Linked DNA regions of Homo sapiens: regions 2, 3, 4, 5 and 6 are each linked to region 1. Evidence: chromatin contacts called from ENCODE Hi-C or POLR2A ChIA-PET data. All regions are on one chromosome and are shown on one strand. The core of a region is the stretch at or near the end of the contact, and the rest is flanking DNA. Distances in the headings are between cores, read along the strand shown.

What was found. Hi-C counts contacts between places; a loop is a spot of excess contacts on that map. ChIA-PET counts read pairs that join two places held with the same protein, here RNA polymerase II (POLR2A). Pooled maps may share reads with other maps.
Region 2: a pooled map shows a loop between it and region 1 (11-fold over the local background). The contact joins the promoter of MARCHF2 here to the promoter of TIMM44 in region 1. A Hi-C loop is called at or near these places in 1 of 37 single-sample maps with no recorded cell type and 8 of 50 pooled maps. POLR2A ChIA-PET finds 5 or more read pairs at or near these places in 3 of 52 experiments (HepG2, WTC11 and activated T-cell).
Region 3: a pooled map shows a loop between it and region 1 (8-fold over the local background). The contact joins the promoter of MCOLN1 here to the promoter of TIMM44 in region 1. A Hi-C loop is called at or near these places in 2 of 37 single-sample maps with no recorded cell type and 10 of 50 pooled maps. POLR2A ChIA-PET finds 5 or more read pairs at or near these places in 2 of 52 experiments (CD8-positive, alpha-beta memory T cell and WTC11).
Region 4: a pooled map shows a loop between it and region 1 (2.8-fold over the local background). The contact joins the enhancer-like site here to the promoter of TIMM44 in region 1. A Hi-C loop is called at or near these places in 6 of 50 pooled maps. POLR2A ChIA-PET finds 5 or more read pairs at or near these places in 3 of 52 experiments (GM10248, activated B cell and activated CD4-positive, alpha-beta T cell).
Region 5: a map with no recorded cell type shows a loop between it and region 1 (11-fold over the local background). The contact joins the enhancer-like site here to the promoter of TIMM44 in region 1. A Hi-C loop is called at or near these places in 2 of 37 single-sample maps with no recorded cell type and 5 of 50 pooled maps. POLR2A ChIA-PET finds 5 or more read pairs at or near these places in 1 of 52 experiments (activated CD8-positive, alpha-beta memory T cell).
Region 6: a map of naive thymus-derived CD4-positive, alpha-beta T cell shows a loop between it and region 1 (11-fold over the local background). The contact joins the promoter of TRAPPC5 here to the promoter of TIMM44 in region 1. A Hi-C loop is called at or near these places in 2 of 168 maps with a recorded cell type or tissue (naive thymus-derived CD4-positive, alpha-beta T cell and posterior vena cava), 1 of 37 single-sample maps with no recorded cell type and 10 of 50 pooled maps. POLR2A ChIA-PET finds 5 or more read pairs at or near these places in 1 of 52 experiments (activated CD8-positive, alpha-beta memory T cell).

Annotation. Positions count from the first base shown.
Region 1 is chr19:7,941,548-7,946,131 of GRCh38, forward strand. It overlaps TIMM44 (translocase of inner mitochondrial membrane 44), which reads right to left and starts at 2,119. Exons shown (of 13, transcript NM_006351.4): 1 at 2,060-2,119. The coding sequence starts at 2,104. RefSeq lists enhancers at 1,140-1,683, 1,684-2,226, 1,853-2,222, 2,227-2,770, 2,771-3,313 and a silencer at 2,253-2,322.
Region 2 is chr19:8,410,534-8,415,117 of GRCh38, forward strand. It overlaps MARCHF2 (membrane associated ring-CH-type finger 2), which reads left to right and starts at 2,772. Exons shown (of 5, transcript NM_001005415.2): 1 at 2,772-2,887. RefSeq lists enhancers at 1,232-1,526, 2,397-2,897 and silencers at 2,389-2,748, 2,779-2,938.
Region 3 is chr19:7,519,925-7,524,508 of GRCh38, forward strand. MCOLN1 (mucolipin TRP cation channel 1) reads left to right here and starts at 2,700. Exons shown (of 14, transcript NM_020533.3): 1 at 2,700-2,857. The coding sequence starts at 2,827. It overlaps LOC105372261 (a long non-coding RNA gene), which reads right to left. Exons shown (of 3, transcript XR_936294.3): 1 at 4,426-4,584; 2 at 2,918-3,238. ZNF358 (zinc finger protein 358) reads left to right here. Exons shown (of 2, transcript NM_018083.5): 2 at 1-1,101. The coding sequence ends at 1,025. RefSeq lists a silencer at 2,734-2,863.
Region 4 is chr19:7,550,246-7,554,829 of GRCh38, forward strand. It overlaps PNPLA6 (patatin like domain 6, lysophospholipase), which reads left to right. Exons shown (of 32, transcript NM_001166114.2): 15 at 53-184; 16 at 272-395; 17 at 749-862; 18 at 1,117-1,192; 19 at 3,630-3,770; 20 at 3,964-4,027; 21 at 4,310-4,478. Among named protein-coding and RNA genes, the nearest start is that of PNPLA6, 17 kb to the left of the region's middle. RefSeq lists enhancers at 1-403, 404-1,095. Within about 2 kb of position 1,251, at least 8 of the 41 ENCODE cell types and tissues checked have a DNase peak (open chromatin) inside an H3K27ac peak, as active enhancers do.
Region 5 is chr19:7,649,898-7,654,481 of GRCh38, forward strand. No RefSeq gene overlaps it. Among named protein-coding and RNA genes, the nearest start is that of STXBP2, 15 kb to the left of the region's middle. Within about 2 kb of position 2,339, at least 11 of the 41 ENCODE cell types and tissues checked have a DNase peak (open chromatin) inside an H3K27ac peak, as active enhancers do.
Region 6 is chr19:7,679,583-7,684,166 of GRCh38, forward strand. TRAPPC5 (trafficking protein particle complex subunit 5) reads left to right here and starts at 1,251. Exons shown (of 2, transcript NM_001042462.2): 1 at 1,251-1,296; 2 at 2,660-4,584. The coding sequence starts at 2,672. The coding sequence ends at 3,238. MCEMP1 (mast cell expressed membrane protein 1) reads left to right here. Exons shown (of 7, transcript NM_174918.3): 7 at 1-247. RefSeq lists silencers at 956-1,515, 2,481-2,775.

The sequences.
Region 1 (4,584 bases), core at 869-3,368:
CCAAAGTGCTGGGATTACAGGCATGAGCCACTGCACCTGGCCTCACTGGCCAATTTGTATCTTATGCCTGATGCATGCCGGGCACTCTGTAATCTTCCCAAAGTCTGAGAAGCAAGCAGAAGCTGGTGGAAAGAGAAAATGCTGTGTCTGTACCTCCAGGGCCTACATCTATCCTCGTGCCCCTGAAACTGGGGGAAAACGGACAGGTCCCAGGAAATGCCAACCCATGGGGGGAAGAAGGCTAAATGTACAATTTAATCCCTTAGTCTGAAAGTAGGCACTCTAAGCTTCTATGCTAGTGGCAAGCAGTCTTCTCTTGCGAGCCCACCCCATTTCTGCCAGCCTCCAAAGATGAGAGAACTGGATTTTTCAGACACAAACATCGATAATGTGTTGCCCCAGGGACAACTCTGGAATAAACCTACAATGTCCTCCTCAAGGGTTGAGCTATAAACAGAGTAATTTAGGGGAGTCGCTCTGGGCAAAGACTGGGCTGATCTCATGTAAAAGGCACTTGCTGGCTGGGCGCGGTGGCTCACGCCAGTAATCCCAACACGTTGGGAGGCTGAGGTGGGAGGATCACCCGGTCAGGAGTTCGAGATCAGCCTGGCCAACATGGTGAAATCCCGTCTCTACCAAAAATACAAAAATTAGCCGGGCGTGGTGGCACACACCTGTAGTCCCACACACCTGTAGTATTGCTTAAACCCGGGAGGTGGAGGGTGCAGTGAGCCGAGATCTTGCCTTAAGTTCTGTGCAGGCACTGAGCTGGTGGCTCATGCCTGTAATCCCGATACTTTGGGAGGCTGAGGCGGAAGGATCGTTTGAGCTCAGGAGTTTGAGACCAGCCTGGGCAACATAGCTAGACCCTGCCTCCATAAAAAATTGGGGGAAAAAAAAAAAGCTCTGTGCAGGTCCTGTTCAGCTCGGCACCCTGTCACCCAGCACAGAACCTGGCGTGTTGATGTCAAAAGACCAGGTACAACTTCTCCACCATTTCCACATTTCCTGGGCCGTTTTTCTCTCTGTTCTCTGCCTCCTACCTCTGAGAACCCTATGCAACATCCCAAACTTACACAGGTGCCTACTATCTCCTGTATTTACTTGAGGATAACTTTTTTTTTTTTTTTTGAGACGGAGTCTCCCTCTGTTGCCCAGGCTGGAGTAAAGTGGCAGGATCTCGGCTCACTGCAATCTCCGCCTGCCGGGTTCAAGTGATTCTCCTGCCTCAGCCTCCCAAGTAGTTGGGATTACAGGAGCGCGCCACCATGCCCGGCTAATTTTTTTGTATTTTTAGTACAGATGGGGTTTTAGTAGAGATGGGATTTCACCATGTGGGCCAGTGGATCTCGAACTCCTGACCTCAGGTGATCCACCTGAGGCTGAGGCAGGAGAATCGCTTGAACCCGGAGGCAGAAGGAGGCAGAAGTTGCAGTGAGCCGAGATCGCGCCATTGCACTCCAGACTGGGCGACAAGAGCGAAACTCTGTCTCAAAAAAAAAAAAAAAAGAGAAAAAAGAAAAAACGAAGAGCACGAGCAATATGAAGTACTACTTTCTGAGTGCGCCTTACACGTCTTGACTGCCACTGCCCTGTGGACCCAAGAGCCTGCTAGGGCGCGAACCACCTCTCGCACATCCACAATGAACGTTAGAAGAAACGAGACAAGAAATGCTCTCGGTAGAGAACTTGGCATTTAACCGCGAGCTGTGAATTTCACGTTTTTTTGCCTTCCCCTCTACTTTTTTCCACGGGACGCCGCCGCCCCGGCTACCATTCTCTCTCCTGTATACGTGGAGTCTGATCAGAGGGCGAAGGGTGATCAGCTCCCTCCCAGGTCCCGCGCATCGCCGCCCCCTGCCCGGTAAGCTCGGTCCCCGCCCTCAGGCCACGCTCTGTGCCCCCTGTCCTGGCCTCTGCTACCCAAAGATCTAACCCCAAGCTTTCTAAGGAGCCCAAGCAAGGGTCGCGAAGGCCAAGGGTCTGAGAAGAAAGCCTTGGTGGCCGAAGGCCCAGAAGACCCCTAAGCTCGCCCTGCCAGCGCCGCACCGCCGCTCACCCGTGGACAGCGGCACCAGCCACTCCGCAGGGCCGCCGCCGCCATGTTGGAGAATCGTGTGACCTTCTCGCGGCGCGGCCCGGTTGCGTCATCCGCCGCTTCGGCCTAGAGCCGCGCAAGCCTGAGAAAAGCCGCTCCAGGAGCGGGGTTTCGGGTAGGGAGAGCCCTCCGATTGGGTCCGTCATAGGGCGGGGCATTAAAAGGGTAGGGAATGCCTAGAGAGCTTGACCTCTGATAGGGCAGTGTTTTGGAAGGACGGGGCCCGTGACTGGATGTGGCCCGGGGGAGGGCACTCCTGGGAGGGTCAGATCTGTGATTGGGCGCGACTACGAGGGGGCGGAGCCCAGGGGCGTGTATTCCGTCACTTGCGGTGATTCGGCTACAGAACGCGCCGGGCGCTGGTGGCAGGTGGTACAGGCACGTGGATCCACCGACCACAAGGACGGATTCGATTGGATTCTGATTGACCGGCGGACCAGCTCCAGAGTAATTGTCTATGGCTGCCCCTGCAATGACTGATTGATTGACAATGGCTGAGAGACCAGCAAGTGAGTCGCTCCGAGAAAGCGAAGGAGCCCACTCTTGTGCGGCGCTTTGGGAAGACGCCTGTTGGTTTTGACCCCGAATAAGAAGAGGAAGCTGAGAGCGGGCTGACTGTGGTCCAGTCCTACTTCGATTCAGTGTGAACTGACACTCTGATCTGAAGACGCTCAGGCCTTTGTCATTTCAGCACCCCAGATGCTATTTTCCATTCGAAGAATGCCGCCACCAGGTGGCGGTATTTTAACATGGCCATGCAATCCGGGTATGAGGAGGAGGGTTGGTCCCCTGGGAGAGCTAATGTATGTTGCTGTTGCTGTTTGTCTTATTGGATCCTTTTTTTTTTTTATAGAGCCAGAGGCTTGCTCTGTCACCCAGGCTAGAGTGCAGTGTCGTAATCTAGCTCACTGCAGCCTCCAATTCCCAAGCTCAAGCGATCCTCCTGCCTCAGCCTCTGAGTCACTGGGATTACAGGCGTGAGCTACCGCACCCGGTCTTTTTGCATTACTAACCTGTGATATGGGTTTATGGGACTTCATTATTTCAAAGGGAGGCAGCTTGGCCCCGGAGAGCATGCATTCCTGGCTTCTGCGATGGATAGACTTGTGTTCTCCATCTCAGGAGCTCCCCCTCAAGGTGGGGGTAAGAGATGAGGGCTTCCACTCTGGCTTTGTTCGAGATGTCTTGATGCCAAGAGGAGCAAACTAGTTAAGCGGTTGGTGTACACAGGTGTGTTGCTAAGAATAAGGTCTGGGCTAGAAATATGGATTCTTAGTTGTGGTTGAAAGTACGGAGTTTGGCCGGGCGCGGTGGCTCATGCCTATAATCCCAGCACTTTGGGACACTGAGGCGGGAGGATCTCTCCAGCCCAAGAGTTTGAGACCAGCCTGGGCAACATAGTGAAGACCTCTTCTTTACAACAAATACAAAACATTAGCTTGGCGTGGTAGCATGTGCTTGTAGTCCCAGCTACTCAGGAGGCTGAGATGGGAGGATCGTTGAGGCCCGGGAAGTTAAGGCTGTAGTGAGCCGTGATCGTGCCACTACACTACACTACACTACACTACACTACCTGGGCAACAGAGAGAGACCTTGTGTCAAAAAAAAAGAAGAAGAAAGAAAGAGAGAGAGAGAAAGGAAAGAAAGAAAACTACAGCATTGGACACTCAGAGGCAGTGTGTCATATAAGCATGTCAAAGACCCAAAGATAAAGTGGAGATAGAAGACTCCTTTAAGCCAGGATCCGTGGCTCAGTCCTATTATCCCAGCAACTCAGGAGCCTGAGGCAGGAGCATCATTTGAGCCCAGGAGTTACAGACCAGTCTGGGCAACATAACGAGACCCTATCTCTACAAAAATAAAAAAATAAGCCAAGCATGGTGTCTCTCGCCTGGAATTCCAGCTACTTAGGAGGCTGAGGTGGGAGGATCTCTTGAGCCCATTAGTTAGAGGCTGCAGTGAGCTATGATCACCCACTGCACTCCACCCTGGGTGACAGCATGAGACCTCCATCTCTTTTTTTGTTGTTTTGAGACAGAGTCTCACTCTGTCGCCCAGGCTGGAGTGCAGTGGCACGATCTTGGCTCACTGCAAGCTCCGCCTCCCAGGTTCACACCATTCTCCTGCCTTAGCCTCCCGAGTAGCTGGGACTACATGTGCCTGCCACCACACCCAGCTAATTTTTTGTATTTTTAGTAGAGACAGGGTTTCACCATGTTAGCCAGGATGGACTCGATTTCCTGACCTCGTGATCCGCTTGCCTCGGCCTCCCAAAGTGCTGGGATTACAGGCGTGAGCCACCACACCCGGCCTTTTTTTTTTTGAGATGGAGTTTTACTCTTGTTGCGCAGGCTGGAGTGCAATGGCGCGATCTTGGCTCACCGCAGCCTCTGCTTCCCAGGTTCAAGTGATTCTCCTGCCTCAGCCTCCCAAGTAGCTGGGATTACAGGCATGTGCCACCACACCCAGCTAATTTTGTGTTCTTA
Region 2 (4,584 bases), core at 1,522-4,021, 470 kb after region 1:
CATCTCAAAAAAGAAAATCACCATTTGGTTGCTATTATGGTAATAACTGACTCAGGCAAGGGTCATCAATTGATATTAAGCTCTTGGAAACGGCGTGTGTTGAGGAACAGGCTATTTAATTACTTTCGAAGTATCTCCCCAGAAAGCACTTATTAACAAAGTGTAAAGTCAGGTGCCGTGGCTCATGCCTGAGGTTAGGAATTTAAGACTAGCCTGGCCAACATGGCGAAACCCCATCTCTACTAAAAATACACAAATTAGCTGGACGTGGTGGTGCGGGCCTGTAATCACAACTACTCAGGAGGCTGAGGCAGGAAAATCACTTGAACCGGTGGCGGAGGTTGCAGTGAGCAGAGAGGGCGCCACTGCACTCCAGTCTGGGCCACAGAATGAGACTCCATCGCCAAAAAAGAAAAAAAAAATTGGTCGGGCGTGGTGGCTCCTGCCTGTAATCCCAGCACTTTGGGAGGCGGAAGTGGGCAGATCACTTGAAGTCAGGCGTTTAAGACCAGCCTGACCAACATAGTGAAACCTGCCTCTACTAAAAACACAAAAATTAGCTGGGCGTGGTGGTGCGGGCCTGTAATCCCAGCTACTCGGGAGGTGAGCCAGGAGAATCCCTTGAACCTGGGAGGCAGAGGTTGCAGTGAGCTGAGACCACACCATTGCACTCCAGCCTGGGTGACAGAGTGAGACTCTGTCTCAAAAAAAAAAAAAAAAAATTAAAATTAAATAAAATATTAAAAACAACAACAACAACAAAACACCACAGTGTAACATACTAACCTCACACTGGAGAAACTGGCAGACACCATTTGAACCAAGTTAGCACAATCGATAGTGGACAAAATCAGCATTGTATGCATCCTGAAAACACAACGTCACATCTGTTTCCTGCCACAAATGCAAAATCATGAGAAAGTATTAGACAAATAGCAATGGAAGGACTTCCTGCAAAATTACTAGCCTGGAATTTTTGAAAAATATTGATGTCATGGAGAGAAGGTAAGATTGATAAAATGTTCCAGAAAGAGAGACTAAATTAGAGTCGTTAACAACAAAATACAATGCTTGATCCTGGGATGGATTTGGGATTTTTTGTTTTTTGACACAGGATCTTGCTCTGTTGCCCAGGCTGGAATGCAGTGGTGAGGTAATGGCTCACTGCAGCCCAGAACTCCTGGGCTCAATTGATCCTCTCACTTCAGCCTCCCAAGTAGCTGGGACCACAGGAGGATGCCACCACAACTGGCTAATATTTTTATTTTATTTTGTAGAGATGGGGTCTCACTGTGCTGCCCAGACTGATCTCAGACTCCTAGACCCAAGAGACCTTCCTGCCTTGGGCTCCCAAAGAGCTGGGATTGCAGACATGACTCACTGTGCCTGGCCTGGACTTTGGATTTTTAAAGGACTTTATTGGAAACTTTTCTTTTCTTTTTTTTGAGACAGAGTCTGGCTGTGTTGCCCAGGTTAGAGTGCAGTGGCAAGATCTCCGCTCACTGCAACCTCCACCTTGCAGATTCAAGCAATTCTCCTGCCTCAGCCTCCTGAGTAGCTGGAATTACAGGTGCCCACAACAAAACCCAGCTAATTATTTGTATTTTTAGTACAGACAGGGTTTCACCATGTTGGCCGGGCTGGTCTCGAACTCCTGACCTCAAATGATCCAAGTGCTGGGATTACAGGCATGAGTCACTGCACCTGGCCTTTGAATGGGCTCTGGGAATTACATGATAATATTAGATGAACATTAATTTTCTGATTTTGAAGGTTATACTGTGATTATGTGCAAAAGTGTGCTTATACTAAGTGAACATATAGTGCAGTATTTTTTTAAAAATTGATCTGTCTTAGAGATGGGGGTGGGTGAGTTTACTATGTTGCCCAGACTGGCCTCGAACTCCTGGGCTCAAGTGATCCTCTTGCCTCAGCCTCCAGAGCAGCTGGGACTACAGGCCTGGGCCACCACACTTGGCTAACTTTTATTTTATTTTATTTTATTATTTATTTATTTATGTATTTATTTGAGACAGAGTCTCACTCTGTCACCCAGGCTGGAGTGCAGTGGCGCGATGTCGGCTCACTGCAAGCTCTGCCTCCCGGGTTCACGCCATTCCTCTGCCTCAGCCTCCCGAGTAGCTGGGACTACAGGCGCCCGCCACCACGCCCGGCTAATTTTTTTGTATTTTTAGTAGAGACGGGGTTTCACCGTGTTAGCCAGGATGGTCTCGATCTCCTGACCTCGTGATCCGCCCGCCTCGGCTTCCCAAAGTGCTAGGATTACAGGCGTGAGCCACCGCGCCCATCCTTTTAAATTTTTTGTAGAGACGGGAACTCACCATGTTGCCCAGGCTGGTCCCCAACATCTGGCCTCAAGCGATCCTTCCGTCTCGGCCTCCCAAAGTGCTCCGATTACAGGCATGAGCCACTGCACCCGGCCAGTCTCAAAAAAAAAAAAGTTAAATTCTGCAGAGGTTTTATTTATTAGAGGACGCTGGCCGTCTGCAGGTGGCGCAGCAGCACCCCCTCGTGCCTGGGGCGGGGCTGGGGCGGGGCCAGTGCTGGGGCGGAGCCGGAGCTGGGGGCGGAGCCAAGACGCGGCAGGGGCGGAGCCAGCAGCTGCGGCACAGCGGGGCCTGTGCGGCCCAAGTCGTCCCTGTGGCCTCCGGCCCCGCCTCTTAGGGCGGGACGTGCAAGGCGATTGGCGAATGCAGGCGAGAGGCGGTCGCTATTGGTCCGCGGCGCTGTCGGCTCGGCGGGCGGTGCCCGGACGCAGGTGCCGGCCGGAGCGGAGCTAGTGGCGCCGACGGGCCGGGCCGGGCCGGGACCGGGGCCGAGGCGAACCGAGGGGCCTGTGCGGCCGCCCGGCCCGGCCGCGGATCAGGTAGGCACGGGCCTGCAGGTAGGGCCGGAGGACGCCAGTCCGCGGGCCGGCCCCGGGTTCGAGGCCGGAGCTCGGCACCCGGGCGGGACGGCTGGGCTCGATCCCTTGGCCACAGCCTTCTCGGGGACGCGGGGACCTCAGTTCCCGTGTCAAGGCCGGTGGGAGGTCTCCGGGGTCCGGCACACATAGGCGCCTCTCCGAGCCTCGGTTTCCCCACCTGTGAAACTGGGTCATCCCATTGCCAACCTGATGGGGCTTCTGGGAGGATTCAGGAGGTGGCTGGTGCAGAAAACGCCTGACACACAGTAGGCAACTGCTAAGTGGCCAATGCCCTTCCCCAACCTCCTTCTCAGAGCGGCTCTGCCTGCAAAATAGTAAGTTATAATATAATGACCCAGCCACTTTGCACAAAGATGCTGAAACAGGATGCCCTGTGCTATGTGGGTGCTCAAAACGGGGTAGTCAAATGGGCATGTTGAGCTCATTCAGTTCTTTTGAAACCATACTGAGTAGGTGGAAGCAGTAGAAATGTCCCCTGTTATACAGTTGAGAGAGTCCAGGCTCAAAGAGGTTAAGTGTCTTGCCCAGGGCCACACAGCACATAAGGAGTAGAGCTGGGATTGGAACCTTGCTTCTCATGCAGGGAGGAATGAATGCAATAACAACCTCCACATTTACCCTAAAAAATATTAATAGAGCTTTTATTGAGCACTTACTGTGTGTGCCAGGGTTGACTGTGTGACCTCTCATCAACAACTCTGTAAGCTGATGATAGTAATTATAATAAGAGCTAATAGTTATTAACTTCTTAATTTTTTACTAATTTATGAACTACATATCATTATGACTCCCCGTCTTTTTTTTTTTTAGACAGAGTCTCTCTCTCTTGCCCAGGCTGGAATGCAGTGGCACGATCTGAGCTCATTGCAACCTCTGCCTCCCAGATTCAAGCGATTCCTACCTCACCCTGGTCAAGTAGTTGGGATTACAGGCCCCCGCCACCGTGCCTGGCCAATTTTTGTCTTTTTAGCAGAAACGGGGTTTCACCATGTTGACCAGGCTGGTCTCGAACTCCTGGCCTCAAGTGATCCACCTTCCTTGAACTCCCAAAGTGCACAAAGTGCTGGGATTACAGGCGTGAGCCACTGCGCCCGGCCTGTAACACTCATTTTAGAGATGATAATACTGAGGCTGAGAGAGTAAAACAGCTGCCTGAGACCACAATGTAGGGAGTTTTAGGGCCCTCTGATTCCTCTGCCCTCTGTTTCCTACCTTCAGGAAAAGGAGCCTGGGCAGGTATGGAAAAGACTGGGGGGCCTCAGTGCCACCCTAAACAAGCCTAGCTAAGGGTGAGCTTTACTGGATGAATTCAGCCTGGAGGCTCCTTCTCAGGAGACCCCTCCACGGACAGAGTCCACCAGCTCCATCATTAGAATGAGGCCCAGAGAAGCAAAGTGACTTGAACCAGGACACCCAGCATCGGTGGCATAGCCAGGAGGGCCAGGAGTTAAAGAACCCAGGTCTCTTGAGGTCCAGAACCACTCCCTGGACTGTTTTAAGTTCAAATTCTGACACCACCCCTTCCTAGCTATATGACCTTGGGAAAGTAGGTGCCTCTCTCCGAGCTTCAGCCTCTTTCCCCATCATAGGGTGTAATTATTGGTTTGTTGTGAAGACTCAATGAGATCTATCTCCAG
Region 3 (4,584 bases), core at 1,450-3,949, 420 kb before region 1:
GCCACAGCGGGGAGAAGCCGCACCACTGCCCGGTGTGTGGCAAGGCCTTCGGGCACGGCTCGCTCCTGGCACAGCACCTGCGCACGCACGGCGGCCCGCGGCCCCACAAGTGCCCGGTGTGCGCCAAGGGCTTCGGCCAGGGCTCTGCGCTGCTCAAACACCTGCGCACGCACACGGGCGAGCGGCCCTACCCGTGTCCGCAGTGCGGCAAGGCCTTCGGGCAGAGCTCGGCGCTGCTGCAGCACCAGCGCACACACACGGCCGAGCGCCCCTACCGCTGCCCCCACTGCGGCAAAGCCTTCGGGCAGAGCTCCAACTTGCAACACCACCTGCGCATCCACACGGGCGAGCGGCCCTACGCCTGCCCGCACTGCTCCAAGGCCTTCGGCCAGAGCTCAGCGCTGCTCCAGCACCTGCACGTGCATTCGGGCGAGCGTCCCTATCGCTGTCAGCTCTGCGGGAAGGCCTTCGGCCAGGCCTCCAGCCTCACCAAGCACAAACGGGTGCATGAGGGTGCAGCCGCTGCTGCAGCTGCCGCGGCCGCTGCAGCTGCAGCAGCGGCCGCCGGCCTGGGCCTCGGGCCTGGCCTAAGCCCTGCATCCATGATGAGGCCGGGGCAGGTCTCCCTCCTGGGTCCTGATGCTGTTTCTGTGCTCGGCTCTGGCTTGGGCCTCAGCCCTGGCACCAGCTCTGGCCGCAACCCTGACCCTGGCTCTGGGCCGGGCACTCTGCCGGATCCCAGCTCCAAACCCCTCCCCGGCTCCAGATCCACCCCCAGCCCTACTCCTGTGGAATCTTCTGACCCAAAGGCTGGGCACGACGCTGGTCCCGACCTTGTGCCCAGCCCAGACCTTGATCCTGTGCCCAGCCCAGACCCTGATCCTGTGCCCAGCCCTGATCCCAACCCTGTGTCCTGCCCTGACCCCTGTTCTCCCACTCGTGGCACTGTCAGCCCAGCCCTCCCTACCGGCGAGAGTCCAGAGTGGGTACAGGAGCAAGGGGCACTGCTGGGGCCTGATGGCTGAAGGAGACGCCGGCATCCTCGGGGGCCTGGGGAAGTTGTGTGTTGTGCAGTCAGTAAAATCCTCCCACTGCCTCCGGGCTCTGTGTCGTGGCTTGCCTTTTGTGCTTTCTTTCTGAGCACAGCCCCTTGCTCCGGAGATGGGACATTGTGGCCAGGGCCAGCCACAATCTGGAGCTCCAGTGTCCTGGCTTCCTTCTTGGGCCCACCAGCTAGACTTTCCAGCTTAACCCACAGTGTCTCATCCTGGTCCATCCCACTAGTCACCACTCTCTGTTCCTCTCACTTACCCCTTGCTCTTCAAAGCCCATACAGTAGGTATACAAGTGGACAAAAAAAGTTGCTCATTTATGCAATCAACAAACATCTCTGGATTGCTGGGGTCTCAGCAGGGAACAAGATAAATATGGCCTCGACCTGCATGGAGCTCATAGATACTAAATTCAGAATACTTAAAAAATAATTACGGGGTATAGTACATTCTAGGAGAAGCATAACAAGACTTCTGATATAAATGGCAGGCAGCTTTCTCAATGAAGGATTTTGTAATCCCAATAATCACTAATTTAATAATCAGTACTGTTTGCCCAGCCTTATGCGATAGTTTTTGCATTCTCTCATTTAATCCTCTCAACAGCCCCAGTAGGTAGATGACTTTGAATATCCCCATTTTGCAAATGAGAAAATTGAGGCACATTTTTTTTTTTTTTTTTAGACAGTCTTGCTCTGTTGCCCAGGCTGGAGTGCAGTGGTGTGATCATAGCTCACTGCAGCCTCGACCTCCTGGGCTCAAGCGATCCTCCCACCTTAGCCTCCCGAGTAGCTGGGATTGCCGGTGCATGCCACCGCCCACTGCGCTCAGCTTGGAGTTGAAGGGACTCTGGAAGATGTAGAAGTGGCATTGTCAGTGCCTAGATTTAAATCCCAATTGCCCTCCAGGGTCCAAATTCTTAACCATTACGCTCCAGGGCAAAAGTATGCAAAGGCTCTGGGGCTATAGAAAGATGAGCTTTGGATGGAGGTAGGAGCCAGATCAGAGGGCCCTGATAGACGAGAGTGGGGACTCTGCCTGTCATTACAGAGCAATGGGAAGCCGAGGGCAGGTTCTCGCAGGAAGGATAGGAATTATTCTTTGAAGATGCTTGTGGCTGCTGGGTAGAGAGTGGAGTGGAGGGAGGCTGAGATCGGGGAGGAGGTTGCTGCAAAGATCCAGGCCAGGAATGTTGGAAGACTCTGGGCTGGGGGCCATGGGGTGGGGATAAGTGGTTCTATTTGATACATAATTAGGAAATCGTGTTTGCTGAAGATGCGCAGGAGAAGGGTAAAAGGAGTTTCTGGGAGAAAGAGGAAGACAGCGTTGAGATAGTAGGCAGGGTCATCACCAGGCACCAAGGAGGATAAGGGGTCAAGCTCTGGACATGGAAGTCACAAGCCTGGCACCGGATTCGGGGCATGGCCGGGAGCCAGGGCAGAGCTCGTCGTTGCCAAACTCAGAGTCAGCCCATCCCCCGCCACCCAGAGCGCGTCGGCGCTAGGACCTAGCGACTGCCTTCGACCCAGAGGGCGCCGGCAGAGGCACGCATGCGCGCTGTTCCGGCAGGGGTTGTCGTGGCGCAGGGGGCGGGACCAGAGGCGGTCACGTGAGGGGCTCTGGGCTACCGGGTCACGTGACCGAGGCACAGATCAGCTGATGCCGGAGGGTTTGAAGCCGCGCCGCGAGGGAGCGAGGTCGCAGTGACAGCGGCGGGCGATCGGACCCAGGCTGCCCCGCCGTACCCGCCTGCGTCCCGCGCTCCCGCCCCAGCATGACAGCCCCGGCGGGTCCGCGCGGCTCAGGTGAGGGCGCGGGCGGCACCGTGGGGCCCCGAACTCAGGCGGGCGGGCTGTGTCTCCCACCTGGGGCGGCGGAGCTCCTAGTCTCTTTTTTTCTAAGCTCCAGCGCTGACTTTTCACGGTGGAGAAAAGGGCAGACGGCTCCTAGAACTTGGGCGGCGGGTGGGCACCAGCCTCTCCAATTCTTCCTCCTGAACCCAGGCTCTGCTGGGTTCCCAAACTCAGGCAGGGATCGCGCCGGGCCGCCAGCTTCTCCCTCTGGGGCGGCGAGGTTCCTGGGATTCCCACTGGGAGCCTAGGTTCCGATTGCTCAACTTCGTCTGGAACTCAGACAGCGGGCACCAGCTTCTCCAACCCGCACGTGAGACTCCCAGGCTTCCCCTCCTGATTCCAGGGGACAAATGCTCAGCTTCCCTAAGCTCAAGCCTGGAGAGCTGGAGGGATTGCCCCCAGGCGATTAACTCAGTTTTAGCTTTCCAAACCGCTGGAAGCGCAGCCTTCTTAAATTCGGGCTTCTAGCCAATTCTGATGCCACCCCTCCTCGGGGAGGCTGGAGGAAGACCCCTTGTGTTAGCTTCCCCTTCTGGAGCTAGCTGGGGACCCCTACCTGATAGATGTCCCGGTGTCCCAGCTAGTAGGGTCTGGGGTGGGTTAGCTGTAATCTCAGCTCTGTAAGCGGGCCCTGCCCTCTGGCTTTGTCGTAAACAGCCACAGCAGCATCTCATTGCAAAGGGAGGGGCCGGGAACTTGTCCCTCTCTGCAAGGGAGGTTCTGACAGTGCACACATTTATCCTGACTGCTTTGCTAGGCAGGAGGCCAGGCCCTAGAAAGCAGCACGGGGCCAGGCCCTAGAAAGCACATCCCCATGGGGGTGTGACAGGGACAGTTTTGGGCTACTGTGACTGGTTTTGACTCCAGCAGTTGCTGAAAGCTTAGATCTAACCATTAGGCTGGAAAAAAATAAACAGTGATTAGAACAGCTTGTGTTTGCTGAAGAGGTCTTTATCTGCTGTGTCTCACTGAATTCTCAGAGCAGCTTCAGGATCTCAACCTCAAGGCTCAGGGAGAGGGTGGACTTTTTTTTTTTTTAATAAACTTTTTTTTGTTGCCCAGGCTGTAGTGCAGTGGCATAATCCTAGCTCATTGTAACATCGAACTCCTGGGCTCAAGTGATCCTCCCAACTCAGCCTCCCGGGTAGATGGGGTCCCAGCTACTAACTACGGGCATGAGCCGTCACACCTGACTATTTAAAAAAAATGTTTTTTTTTTGTAGACAGGGAGGTCTCGCTGTATTACCTAGGCTGGATCCTCCCACCTTGGCCTCCCAAAGCCGTTGGGATAACAGGCATGAGCCACTGAGCCCAGCCAAGGGGTCGCCTTTTTAAAATTTCCACTCTTCAGATGAGGAGATGGAGGCTCAGGGAGGTACCTGGAGTCAACCTACTGTAAAGTGGCAGGTCTGGGATTTGATGCTAGGGCTGCATGATTTCTAGGAGCTGGTGCTTTTCAGGGAGATAAAATGAGTCTTTAGCGAATGTGTTCCATTATTATTACTTATGTTGTCAATTACCTCTTCTCCAGGTCCTTGGCTTCTGAGAGTGTCAGCTGATGGGCCAGGTTATAATGAACCCAGAGGTCATCTTTTGGGTATTTGTCCAGACAAACCTAGAATACAGGCTGAGTTCTATGCTCATGTCTGGAAGCTGGAGTTGGGATAAGCCCAGCAGGC
Region 4 (4,584 bases), core at 1-2,500, 390 kb before region 1:
GTGTAGGACGGTTTTGAGGCCTTCCTCTTTCATCCCAAGTCTGTTCCTGCAGGATCATGCGCGCACAGCCCAGTGTGGTGCTGAGTGCGGCGCACACGGTGGCAGCCAGGATGTCGCCCTTCGTGCGCCAGATGGACTTCGCCATCGACTGGACTGCAGTGGAGGCGGGACGCGCGCTGTACAGGTGCAGCTCCCACCGCGCTGCTCAGGCCCGGCCTAGGGGTGGGGACCTGGGGGTGGTCAGACCTTGCTGACCTCCACGCCCACTCAGGCAGGGCGACCGCTCCGACTGCACTTACATCGTGCTCAATGGGCGGCTGCGTAGCGTGATCCAGCGAGGCAGTGGCAAGAAGGAGCTGGTGGGCGAGTACGGCCGCGGCGACCTCATCGGCGTGGTGAGCGCGACCCCCACCCACTGACCTCTGGCCTTTTCCAGGCCAGTCCCTCGACAACTCACACACATCATCCCGGGTAATCCAGGGAGTGGTGAATGCAGCTCCCGACCTCTGAGGTCACCCAGTCCACTCCCCGCCCAGACCTCATTTCGTTGGAAAAAGGGGATTCCGCCTGTCGTGGATCCCTGTCCTCTCCCTCTCCCCAGAGCTCTAATGGGTAGCGAGCGAGGCTTGCTTCCCTACACCCCCATTGCAGGGGAGCCCTAGATGGGGCAGTACAGCCCCCTTTCCACCCATCTTCGGCCTCCTCATTCCCCACCCAAGCAGCCCCAATCATGCACGCGGCCCCCCAGGTGGAGGCACTGACCCGGCAGCCGCGAGCCACGACGGTGCACGCGGTGCGCGACACGGAGCTGGCCAAGCTTCCCGAGGGCACCTTGGGTCACATCAAACGCCGGTACCCGCAGGTGCGGCCTGTTGTGGGCGGGGCAGAGAGGCGGAGGCGGGACTCCGGGGGGGTGGGGGCCGGGCCTAGTGTGTGGGCGGGGCTTACAGAGGGGCGGGGTCGAGGGAGGGGCCGAAGCGAGAGAGTGAGGGCGGGGGCTCTCGGGGGTGGGACCCAGGTAACGGGCACCCAGGAGCCCCGGCATAGGAGGGAGAGGTGGGACCTGGACAGCCGCTTCCCAGGTCTCACTGAAATGCCGGCCTCCAACGCCCCCAGGTCGTGACCCGCCTTATCCACCTACTGAGCCAGAAAATTCTAGGGAATTTGCAGCAGCTGCAAGGACCCTTCCCAGGTGAGAGCCGGCCGGCCCAGAGCGTGCTGGGAGATGTAGTCCGGCGTCCAGAGCATGCTGGGAGGGAAGCCTTCTTTCCTGAGGGATGCTGGGAAATGGAGTTCCGCGAAGAAATCGTGCCCCTGAGGGTTTCAAACCCTAAGTAGGACCCAGGTGCAGAGCATTCTGGGGAATGGAGTTCGTGTTCCTGAGCATGCTGGGAAACGAAGTCCTCGACCCCTGGCGTGCTAGTTAATGGGCTCGAAAGTAAATCAGTGGTGCCGGGGAGGGAGTCTTAGGCGGTGGACTTGGCGTAGTCTGCCCGGGAGTCAGGGCTTGCTGGGGAAGTCCACGGCCTGGACGTTGAGAGAAAGGGAGTCCTAGATCAGAATATGATGGCAGGGCCGTCATGGTGGCTCATGCCTGTAATCTCAGCACTTTGGGAGGCTGAGGCAGGAGGATCGCTTGAGCCCAGGAGATTGAGTTTGAAACCAGCCTGGGCAACATAGTAGGACCCCCGTCTCTACAAAAATTTCAAACATTAGCTGGGCTTGGTGACACATGCCTGTAGTCTCAGCCACTCAGGAGGCTGAGGCGGGAGGATTGATTGCTTGAGCCCGGAGGTCGAGGCTGCAGTGAGCCGTGATCGTGCCACTGTACTCCAGCCGGGATGACAGAGCTAGAACCTGTTTCAGAAAAAATAAAACAGCAAACAAACAAAACTCCCCATACCATGATGGAAAATAGTCTGTGGATTGTTGTTTAGGACTCTGGGCACCTCGCCTTCTGAAGTTACAGCTTGCTGGGAGATGTAGCCCCCTGTTTCAGCCTGTGGCTTCAGTGAGCTAGAACAGAATGGGGCGTGCGGTGGGGTTGGAGGCCTGCTGAAATGAGGGCCTGAGTTTCTACATTGTGGTGGCCAGATTCTGGGCCAGCCCAGCAACCTAGATACCCCTTTTCCCTCCAGGGGTTCTACCCAATTGGCCCTGAGCCCTAGATCCCCCAAGGCGGGGGCAGGGCGGTAGTGGCAGAAAAGACATCATTAAGAAATTACAGAGGCCTGGGGCGGTGGGTCACGCCTGTAATCTCAGCACTTTGTGAGGCTGAGGCAGGTGAATCACTTGAGGTCAGGGGTTCGAGACCAGCCTGGCCAACGTGGTGAAACTCATCTCTACTAAAAGTACAAAAATTAGTCGGGTGTGGTGGTGGGTGCCTGTAATCCCAGCTACTTGGACGGCTGAGGCAGGAGAATCGCTTGAACCGGGGAGGCAGAGGTTGCAGTGAGCCGAGCCTACGCCATTGCACTCCAGCCTGGGCAACCAGAGCAAAACTCCATCTCAAAAAAAAAAAAAGAAAGAAAAAAAAAAAGAAAAGAAAAGGAAAGAAATTACAGATAGAGAATACAATATCTAGAAGACAAAAGAGGGTCATCTTGCCGTGTGGCTGAAAGAGGGAGGGAGGAAGGGAGGGAGAAAGAGGCTTTTCTAAGGACAGTGAGCTGAGACTTGACAACTAAGATGGGGCCAGACATGAAAGAGAAACCAGGGGTGCTGCACAGGAGGCTGGTGGTTTTGAAGCACTGAGGAGGAAAGCGATCAAGGGGAGAGGTGATGGGGGTTGGGGGGTAAGTCACATAGGGGCTAGGGGCTGTGGACAGGCACTTGAGCTTATTTAGATTGTTATTGTTAGATTGGGGAGGAAGGATTCCACCAGTAAGGAGGCAACAAGAGGTCTAGGCAAGATATGGGAGTTGACAGCTGGTCTAGGCTGTTAGTGGAGAAACTGGGAAGCAACAGCTGGGTCAAAAGTAGCTTTTCTTTTCTTGTCTTTGTCTTTTCTTTTATTTTCTTTTTAAGACAGGGTCTCGCTCTGTAGCCCAGGCTGGAGTGCAGTGGCACGATCTCGGCTCACTGCAACCTCTGCCTCCCAGGTTCAAGTGATTCTCCTGCCTCAGCCTCCCAAGTAGCTGGGATTACAGGTGTATGCCACCATGCCTGGCTAATTGTTGTGTATTTTTAGTAGAGCAGTGTTTCTCCATGTTGGCTAGGCTAAAAATAGCTTTATTTCTGCCTCGTTTTATGTTCAGGTCCCCCATTAGACAGAGGAACCAAGGCCAGAATGAGGCAGGGGCACTGGCCAATTGATCTCCCAAGCACAGTGAATCTGAATGGTTGTAGAGTTGTGTAATGGATCCCACTGAGGTGATCAGGGCCCAAAGTGGAGGGTAGATGGCCAGGTTTTAACAAAAGAGGGAATAGTAGTTGAGGCTGAGGGTCCAGGACCAGAGCCATGGCTTTCTGTATGGTAGAGTCAAGACTTTGGGCAACTGGGGGCTGCAGTCTGGGAGCACAGGAGCAAGAATTTCAGATAAGGAGGAAGAGGAAGAAGAGGAGGAGGAGGGTTCATCTCTCTGGACACAGGTTCGCACCACAAATCTCATCCATTGGGTTCTTAGCAGGCTCTGGGTTGGGTGTGCCCCCACACTCGGAACTCACCAACCCAGCCAGCAACCTGGCAACTGTGGCAATCCTGCCTGTGTGTGCTGAGGTCCCCATGGTGGCCTTCACGCTGGAGCTGCAGCACGCCCTGCAGGCCATCGGTCAGTGGGGTGAGGGTCATGGGTGGGGGCTGGCGGTGGGTGGGACATTAGTGAGTGAGAGATGTTAGGGTAGGTCATTTGGGGGGTGGAGGGGAACAGGGCCACAGGGGCGGGGTAATGGGTATTCTTTTCTGAGTTAGGCCCCAGCCCTGTGGACCATGGTTCCCAGCCTCCCTTCCCCACCTACCCCTAGGTCCGACGCTACTCCTTAACAGTGACATCATCCGGGCACGCCTGGGGGCCTCCGCACTGGATAGGTGTGTGTTGCAGAAGGGAGTGGGGAGGGTGGTGGGTGGGCCTGGAGCCTCAAATTCTTTCAGACCTGAGTTCAAGTTCTTGGCTTCCAACCACGGAGCCTGCGTCTTACCCATAGGTCAATGGGGAGATTCGCAGTGGTGTGAATCTGCCCACCGGAGCACGGACTTCCGTGGTGGGGGTTTGGGTGTCTAAGTTCCTCCCAGCAACGGAGCTATGTGGTCTCGGGGAGCACACTGACCCCAGGCCAACCCCAGGATGACGCTGCCCCCTTCCCACCCTAGCATCCAAGAGTTCCGGCTGTCAGGGTGGCTGGCCCAGCAGGAGGATGCACACCGTATCGTACTCTACCAGACGGACGCCTCGCTGACGCCCTGGACCGTGCGCTGCCTGCGACAGGCCGACTGCATCCTCATTGTGGGCCTGGGGGACCAGGAGCCTACCCTCGGCCAGGTCGGAAGCCCGTGCCCCCTGATCTCACCCACCTCGGGTCCCGTCCTTTGCCCTCCCGTGCCTGCACCAGGCCACGTGCACCCTCGCCATGGGGGTAGGCGATCAG
Region 5 (4,584 bases), core at 1,089-3,588, 290 kb before region 1:
ATTAAATTTTTTTAAAATTTTTTTATGGGCATGGTGTCTTGCACCTGGGGTCCAGTTTACTCAGGAGACTGAGGTGGGAGATCGCTTGAGGCTAGGAGTTTAAGACCAGCCTGGGCAACATAGCAAGACCCCATCTCTACAAAAAATAAGAAAAATTAGTCAGGCACGTGATGGCACACGCCTGTAGTCCCAGCTGCTCAGGACTTTCAGGTGGAAGGATTGCTTGAGCCCGGGAGGTTGAGACTGCAATGAGCTATGATCATGCCACTGCACTCCAGCCTGGGTGGCAAGGTGACACCCTATCTCAAAAAAAAAAAAAAAAAAGAAAAAGGAAAAGAAACCTCTCTGGGGCACAGATATACAGCCAGCCACATGAGTAATCTGAGGCAAAAGGGGCTGTGGGAGCCCATATCACATCTAATCCACCCAGACTGGGGGCAATCAGGGAAGGCTTCCTAGAGGAGGCAGCATTTGCATAGAGAATGAAAATGAAGGGGGCGAAGGGAAGGGAGGGGAGGGCAGAGCAGAAGCCAAGGCCAGAGAATGCAGGAGGCCCCTGAGGAGCTGGAGGGGAGGGTACTGACCTGCAACCCAATCTGAGAACCACGTGGAGGTTCTGGTGAGGCCATGGTGAGGGTTTTGGTCCCTGCTGAGGCCATAGGACATCATAGACAGGGTCTGAGTTGGGACAGGTAGGGACCCATGTCTCATGTTGGCAGTGAAATTCTCACTGCTGGAGTGGGTGCCTGGGGAGGGGGCAGAGGGTGGGGAAGCATCCTCTTCAGAGGTAGAGCCTCTCTTACCGCCTGTGCTCAAGCGATCCTCCCACCTCAGCCTCCTGAGTAGCTGGGACCATGAGTGCACATCACCAAGCCCAGTTAATCTTTTAATTTTTTGTAGAGACTGGGTCTGGCTATGTTGCCCAGGCTGGTCTCCTGGGCTCAAGCGATCTGCCCACCTCGGCCTCCCAAAGTACTGGGATGACAGGCGTGAGCCACCGTGCCCGGCCTCTCTCCTGATTTTGAGGTCACAGATCCTTTTGAGAATTCAGGGAAATCTAAGGACACTCATCCCAGAAAAACTGCACACACAATTTGCAGGTGGGGGCTAAGGAAAATGCAGCCCCCTCTGATTCAGCAGTTCCACAATTAGGATTTATCGGAATCTCCCACCAGGGCAGGGAGATGGATGAGGAGAGTTGTGAAGGGGATGAGGTGTGGGGAAGAAAGTGGGTCGGCTGTGGACCCCTGGGGTCCGCCTGCCCTGGATATGCCTTTGCAGGGCCTCAGCAGGGACGCGTTTTAACTTACGGGAGGTGCAGGGAGTGGGAGGGAGGTGGTTTTAATGTTTAAAACTTAAGCTCAAGGTCGGGCACAGTGGCTCACGCCTGCAATCCCAGCACTTTGGGAGGGCGAGGTGGGAGGATTGCTTGAGGCCAGGAGTTTGAGGCCAGCCTGGGCAACATAGCAAATTCCTAAATATATGTATTTTTGAGACAAGGTCTCACTCTGTTGCCCAGGCTGGAGTGCAGTGGTGCGATCTCGATTCACTGTAACCTCTGCCTCCTGGGTTCAAGCGATTCTCCTGCCTCAGCCTCCCAAAAAGCTGGGATCACAGACGTGCGACACCATGCCCAGCGAATTTTTGTACTTTTAGTAGAGATGGGGTTTTGCCATGTTGGCCAGGCTGGTCTCTAACTCCTGGGCTGAAGACCTCCCACCTCAGCCTCCCAAAATGCAGGAATTAGAGGTGTGAGCCACTGTGCCCAGCCAATCTCTACAATACTCTTTTTATTTTATTTTATATTATATTATATTTATTTATTTATTTATTTTTTGGAGATGGAGTCTCGCTCCGTCGCCCAGGCTGGAGTGCAGTGGCATGATCTCAGCTCACTGCAACCTCCGCCTCCCCGGTTCAACCGATTCTTCTGTCTCAGCCTCCCGAGTAGCTGGGACTACAGGTGCGTGCCACCACGCCCAGCTAATTTTTGTATTTTTAGTAGAGACGGGGTTTCACCATGTTGGCCGGGATGGTCTCGAACTCCTGACGCCGTGATCCACCTGCCTTGGCCTCCCAAAGTGCTGGGATTACAGGAGTGAGCCACCGCGCCCGGCCAATACTCGTTTTAATAAAAATTTTAAAATGTATTCACGCCTAACTGGGTAGTTACTTGATACAATAAATGATCTTTTCTAGATTAAGAAAAAAGAAAAAAAAACATTTAAACTCAATTTCCTGGGAAGCCGCAGTTTTGCGCCGGGAGTGGCTTGTGTAGGCACGCGCTGCGAACGCCAGGGGGCGCTGCGGCGCAATTTCCCGGTTTCTTTGATCTTCCGCGTCTGTAACTGGAGATGAGGTGACCCGAATTAGACACGACGGGGAAGTAGGTCAGGGGTTATTCCGTGGTTCTCAGCGGAGACAAAAGTCTGTTGCTTAAACCGCCTCTGCCTCTGCTCCTTACTTATACCCAGGTGATGCAATGTCTTCACACTAAAGGCAAATATTGAGTCTACAAATATTTATGTGTCCCTGTGGGCGGCGGCAGCTGACAATATCGGGTCCTAACGAGCACGAAGTCAAGCTCCCTCTGCACGCTTTATGCAGATCCTCAAAACCCTCCTGTGAGGATCGCTGGAGCCTAGGAGTTCGAGGCTGCAGTGAGCTATGATTGTGCCTCTGCCCTCCAGCCTGGGTGAGAAAGCGAGAAGTTGTGTTAAAAACAAAAAAAAAGTTGGGGGGCCGGGCGCGGTGGCTCACGTCTGTAATCCCAGCACTTTGGGAGGCCGAGGCGGGCGGATCACGAGGTCAGGAGTTCAAGACCAGTCTAGCCAACATGGTGAAACCCTGTCTCTACTAAAAATACAAAAATTAGCCGGGCGTGGTGGTGGGCGCCTGTAATCCCAGCTACTCGGGAGGCTGAGGCAGGAGAATCGCTTGAAACCGGAAGGCAGAGGTTGCAGTGAGCCATCATGCCACTGCACTCCAGCCTGGGCAACAAGAGCGAAACCCTGTCTCAAAAAAAAAAAAAAAATTATCCTTTGAGATCCCTTCCCCCAAGTCCATTTCCCATCTCATGGTGAACCTGGCTGCTGTTCTTCAAACACACCACACTGTCCCTGCCCCAGAACCTTTGCACCTGCTATTCCCATCATCCGCAATGCTGTGCCTTGCAAGCTATTGTACTCCTTCCTCCTTCCCTTCCCCAGCTGGGAGAGGCCCCTGCTTTACTTCCTTGTGGTATCCCCACTTAGGGTGCTTTCTTTCTGGTTCTCTTCTGGTACCGAGGAATGATCCTCATTCTGGATTTGGCAGGTTGCTTCCTCTCTCCCCATCCCTGCCCCAATGTTTACCCTATAAATGGCTTAGAACCACATGCTCTATTGGAATAAGGGTCAGTTGCAGCCAGAATAATATCATGCTGGTAGGGCCGGGTACTTCCTGGTACATCACATCAGGGGGTCCATAACGTCATGTCACTACGATTGATGGGTGGGTTTGGGGAATGTCCCTGGTCCCCAGTAACTCTCCACATAAAGATGTTAACAGGAGCTGGGCCCAGTGGCTCACGCCTGTAGTTCCCAGCACTTTGGGAGGCCAAGGCAGGAGGATCACTTAGGCCCAGGAGTTTGAGACCAGCCTGGGCAACATAGCAAAACCCTGTCTCTACTAAAAATAAAATAAAGACCGGGCACGGTGGCTCATACCTGTAATCCCAGCACTTTGGGAGGCTGAGATGGGCGGATCACTTGAGGTCAGGAGTTCAAGACCAGCCTGGCCAACATGATGAAACCCCGTCTCTACCAAAAAACCAAAAATTAACCAGGCGTGGTGGTGCACACCTGTTATCCCAGCTACTCAGGAAGCTGAGGTAGGAGAATAACTTGAATCCAGGAGGCGGAGGTTGCAGTGAGCTGAGATCATGCCATTGCACTCCAGCCTGGGTGACAGAGTAAGACTCTGTCTCAAAAAATAAATAAATAAAATACAACAAAATAAAATAATTAGCCAGATGTGGCAGCAATTGCTTGTAGTCCCAGCTACATGGGAGGCTGAGGTGGGAAGATCACTTGAGTCCAAGAGGTTGAGGCTGCACTGAGTTATGATCTCGGCACTGCACTCCAGTTTGGGCGATAGAGTGAGACCCTGTCTCATAAAAAATAAAAATAAAAAAGGAAAGAAAAGAAAAAAAGTCATTAGCAGCCATCAATTTTGTTGTTGTTATTGTTTGTTTGTTTGTTTTTGAGATAGAGTTTCGCTCTTGTTGCCCAGGCTGGAGTGCAGTGATGCAATCTTGGCTCACTGCAATCTCCACCTCCAGGGTTCAATCAATTCTCCTGCCTCAGCCTCCCAAGAAGCTGGGACTACAAGCATGAGCCACCATGCCAGGCTAATTTTTGTATTTTTAGTAGAGACGGGGTCTCACCATGGTGGCCAAGCTGGTCTTGAACTCCTGACCTCAAATGATTCACCTGCCTCATCCTCCTAAAGTGCTGGGATTACAGGCATCAGCCACCGTGCCTGGCCCGCCATCCATTTTTGATTCATTACTCTCTTGAGGATTATGTCCAACTTTATCATTCC
Region 6 (4,584 bases), core at 1-2,500, 260 kb before region 1:
TAAACATACTAGAGTATACTGCGGCGTGTTTTCTGTCTACCCATGTCATGGTGGGGGAGATTTATCTCCGTACATGTGGGTGTCGCCATGTGTGCCCTGTCACTATCTGTGGCTGGGTGAACGGCTGTGTCATTATGAGTGTGCCGAGTTATGCCACCCTGTGTGCTCAGGGCACATGCACACAGACATTTATCTCTGCACTCACATTTTGTGACTTATGAAGATAAATAAAGTCAAGGGAAAACAGCGTCGCTATGGGACCTGTTACTGGGGCAAGGGGAGGGGTTTTGGGACCTGGGGAGAGGGAGAGTCTGCACGTGACAATGACCCCGGGGCACCAGGGTGGGCGAGACTGAGTGCCCTGCGTGAGTACCTGTGCATCTGTGAATGAGTAACTCATTCCCTGTGTCTTCCCTGTGTCCCAGAGTGGGTGCCCCTGAGCATACAACATCTCCCTGAGTGTACCTGGGACCACGGATATATACAAGCCCTAAGCGTGTACCCACGTGTGTAATTGTGCCCGTGAGTGTATCTATGCCATTGAGCATGTATCCATGAGTGTACATGACCCTAAGGTACTATGTCCACCGCTCATGCATGCACTTGATTTGTTGTTGTTGTTGTTTGTTTTTGTTTTTTTGAGACAGGGTCTCGCTCTATCACCCAGGCTGGAGGGCAGTGGTACGATCATGACTCATTGCAGCCTCGACCTCCTGGGCTCAGGCGATCCTCTTGCCTCCGCCTCCCGAGTAGATGGGATTACAGGTTCACACCACCACACCTGGCTAATTTTTTTTAAAGAAGTGGGAGTCTAGCTATGTTGTCCAGGCTGGTCTCAAACTCCTGGCCTCAAGTGATTCTCCCACCTCCGCCTCCGAAAATGCTGGGGTTACAGGCGGGAGCCACCGCGGGCCACATGGATGCACTTGAGACAATTGAACCCATCCCCAAGGACATAGGAGTGCCTGGAAAAGCCAACAGGTGTGTCCATGTGCAAGGGTATACATTGGCCCATTGTCATACGTGCGCCCTGAGCAGGTGACTAGGCCTGCAAGCGTCCCCTCCAGCGTGGGCCACCCAGAGCCAGCGAGACCCTGGCCACGCGCGGAGCAGCCATCACGGCCGTGGGCCACGTCCCTGGGTCCGGCTCCGCGGACTCGCGCGCCCCCCTGCGGCCGCTCTCAGGCACCGCTGCGCGCGCCCCGCCCACACGCCTGGCCCGTCGAGCGCCTGCGCACGCAGCGCCTTTTACGGCGCCGTAAAGCAGCTCGGCCGAGCAGACTGCTGCGGTTCCTGGTGAGACCCTACCCACCCCCCTGCCCGCGCCGGGCCTCGTCCGCTCCCCGGCCCCTTCCCCGCGGGCGTGTGGGTCCCGGGCTGGGGTCTCGGCGTCCGCGATCCCGAGCCCGCTCGCTTCGGCCCCCCTCAGGAGGCTGCGAGGAGGGTGGGTTTCTCCCCAGTGTAGAGGTACGGGGCGAGGGTCGCGGGGCCCTGACCCTACGGCAGTTCAGCTCACTTCAGCCCCCATCGCAGCCCGGTGGTGGGGTCTTAACGATCCCTCTCCCATCTCGCGCGCCCAGGGCCCTCGCCACGGACGGATCTGCATGCTGGGGCGGGGGCGGCCCGGAGCCCCTGGGACACCCCTCCCCGCTGGTTCTCCCACCTCCCACGCAGACCTCGTTGGGGTCGGCTTAGCATCCACACACCTCCCCATGCATGGTGGGGGCGGGTTCTCAGCTGCCCCTCCGATCCCGTCTCGGCGCCCGCTCCCCACCCCATTTCTCTTCAGGAGCCCCCTACCCCATCTCCCTCTCCCCGCACCGACAGCTGATGGGAGGACCACAGTTGCTCAGCATCCAGCTTCCTTTCTGGAGAGCACGGGGGTGGGAGGCTCCCAACACCTCTGGGCCCCTCCTCCCAGCCTTCAGAACCCAGGCCCATCCGCGTCTCAAAGGACGAAGGGTTCCTGCGTGACACATCGGAGCTGCCTGCCTGAGGGCTTGGGGTTGGGGGTTACCCGCCCCTCCTGCCTGGCCCCACGGATCCCCCCTGTTAAAGCCCCCAACCCTCCTGGCTTTTGGTCTTGACACGCTCCTACCCCACTCCCACCCTCCACCCCCTTTACTCTGGCTTTCCGCAGGGGGCCGGCAGGAAAGTTCCCGAGGGTCGTCTGTGCTGGAGCGCAGGGCGGGGCAGGAGCGACTGCCCATATCCCCTCGTGGTGCCTCATCTTTGTCACCTCCCTGCCCTAGATCTGACGCCCCTCCCCCCATACACTAGTTTTCTAGTTACTCCTGTAGGTGGCGGAGCGGGCAGGAAGGCGCTTTCGCAATTGAACCGTCTGCATGCCCGAGGGTTGGGTGGTTTCGGCCTCCTCTTCTGTTCCCCCTCGTGTCTCTCCTCCCACCTTGTCCCCACTCCCGCTAGCCCGCTGCCTGCCGAGGGTATAAGACTCCCCCCTCCCTTGATTTATCTGGTTACGTGTAATCGAGGCGTGTTTTACGCGCATCTCTTTGCAAGTGGGAAGTCGGCACTGGAGCACACAACAGTGGCATGGGTCGAGGGTGTCCCAGGGCCCCTCGCGGTTCTCCCTCCTTTCCTCCCGGCCTGCTCCCCTTCCCATTGCCCCTGACACCTGCACTTCCTGGTCTCCCCGCAGGGTGGCGGCGGCATGGAGGCGCGCTTCACGCGCGGGAAGTCGGCGCTGCTGGAGCGCGCGCTGGCGCGGCCGCGCACCGAGGTGAGCCTGAGCGCCTTCGCACTGCTGTTCTCCGAGCTGGTACAGCACTGCCAGAGCCGCGTCTTCTCCGTGGCCGAGCTGCAGTCGCGCCTGGCCGCGCTGGGCCGCCAGGTGGGCGCGCGCGTGCTGGATGCGCTGGTGGCGCGCGAAAAGGGTGCCCGGCGTGAGACCAAGGTGCTAGGCGCGTTGCTCTTCGTCAAGGGCGCCGTGTGGAAGGCGCTCTTCGGCAAGGAGGCGGACAAGCTGGAGCAGGCCAACGATGACGCGCGCACCTTCTACATCATCGAGCGCGAGCCGCTCATCAACACCTACATCTCCGTGCCCAAGGAGAACAGCACGCTCAACTGCGCCAGCTTCACGGCGGGCATCGTGGAGGCGGTGCTCACACACAGCGGCTTCCCTGCCAAGGTCACGGCGCACTGGCACAAGGGCACCACGCTCATGATCAAGTTCGAGGAGGCAGTCATCGCTCGAGACCGGGCCCTGGAGGGCCGCTGACCCTGCCGGAGATAAAGGATACAGAGAGCCCCTCCCCACGTGTGTCTTGTGTCTTGTGTGGCGGCCTTAGATCCACTCAGTACCTTGAGCCACAGCCCTGCCCCAGGCTGGGGAGGGAGGCCAGGTCCGAATGTGTTTACAGTAGAGTGGGGGCGGGTCTGGCCATAGGGTTGGGGGGTTGAGTGAGACCAGGAGTGGTGGGGAGAAATAAACCCGGCAAAAGGAGTTGGTGGGAAATGCTGGCAGGTTCTGGAATCACGGTTGGAGGCTGTCTGCAGGCTGGAGGGGGCATGGGGTCCTGGGAGACGCATCAGGCTGAGACAGACGCCTTTAGACTGGGGGTGGGCAAACTGCGCAAAGTGCCAGATGGGCAATATTTTATGCCATGTGGTCTTTATTATTATTTTTTTTATTTGTTGAGATAGAGTCTTGCTCTGTCGCCCAGGCTGGAGTGCAGTGGCACCATCTCACCTCACTGCAAACCTCCACCTTGGGTTCACGTGATTCTCCTGCCTCAGCTTCCCAAGTAGCTGGGATTACAGGTGCCTCCCACCACACCCGGCTAATTTTTGTATTTTTAGTAGAGATGGGGTTTCACCATGTTGGTCAGGCTGGTCTCGAACTCCTCATCTCAGGTGATCCGCCCACTTCAGCCTCCCAAAGTGCTGGGATTACAGGCGTGAGCCACTGCTGTGCCGCCATGTGCTCTTGCCCCATTACTCCGCTGATGTACTGAATGCAACCACAGACAACATGTAAAGGAGTGGGTGTCACCGTGTGCCTAGAAAACAGGCAGAGGGAGATTGTTTGCCTTCTTCCCTCATTTATTATATTTTTCAGAGACAGGGTTTTGTTCTGTCGCCCAGGCTGGAGTGCAGTGGCAGCATCTCGGCTTCGGCTCACTGCAAGCTCCGCCTCCCGGGTTCATGTCATTCTCCTGCCCCAGCCTCCCGAGTAGCTGGAACTACAGGTGCCCACCACCACACCTGGCTAATTTTTCGTATTTTTAGTAGAGACGGGGTTTCACCATGTTAGCCAGGATGGTCTCGATCTCCTCACCTCGTGATCTGCCCACCTCGGCTTCCCAAAGTGCTGGGATTACAGGCGTGAGCCATGGCGCCCAGCCATGCCCAGCTAATTTTTAAAAAATTTTTGTAGAGATGGGGGCTCTTATTAGGTTGCCCAGGCTGGTCTCAAACTCTTGGCCTCAAGCAATCCTTCCACCTTGGCCTCCGTAAGTGCTGGGGTTACAGGCGTGAGCCAAATCAAAGTGTGTTCTGTAGATCAGCAGTAGCAGCATCAACTGGGAGTTGGTCCATAATGCAGTCTCAGGCCCACCCCAGAGC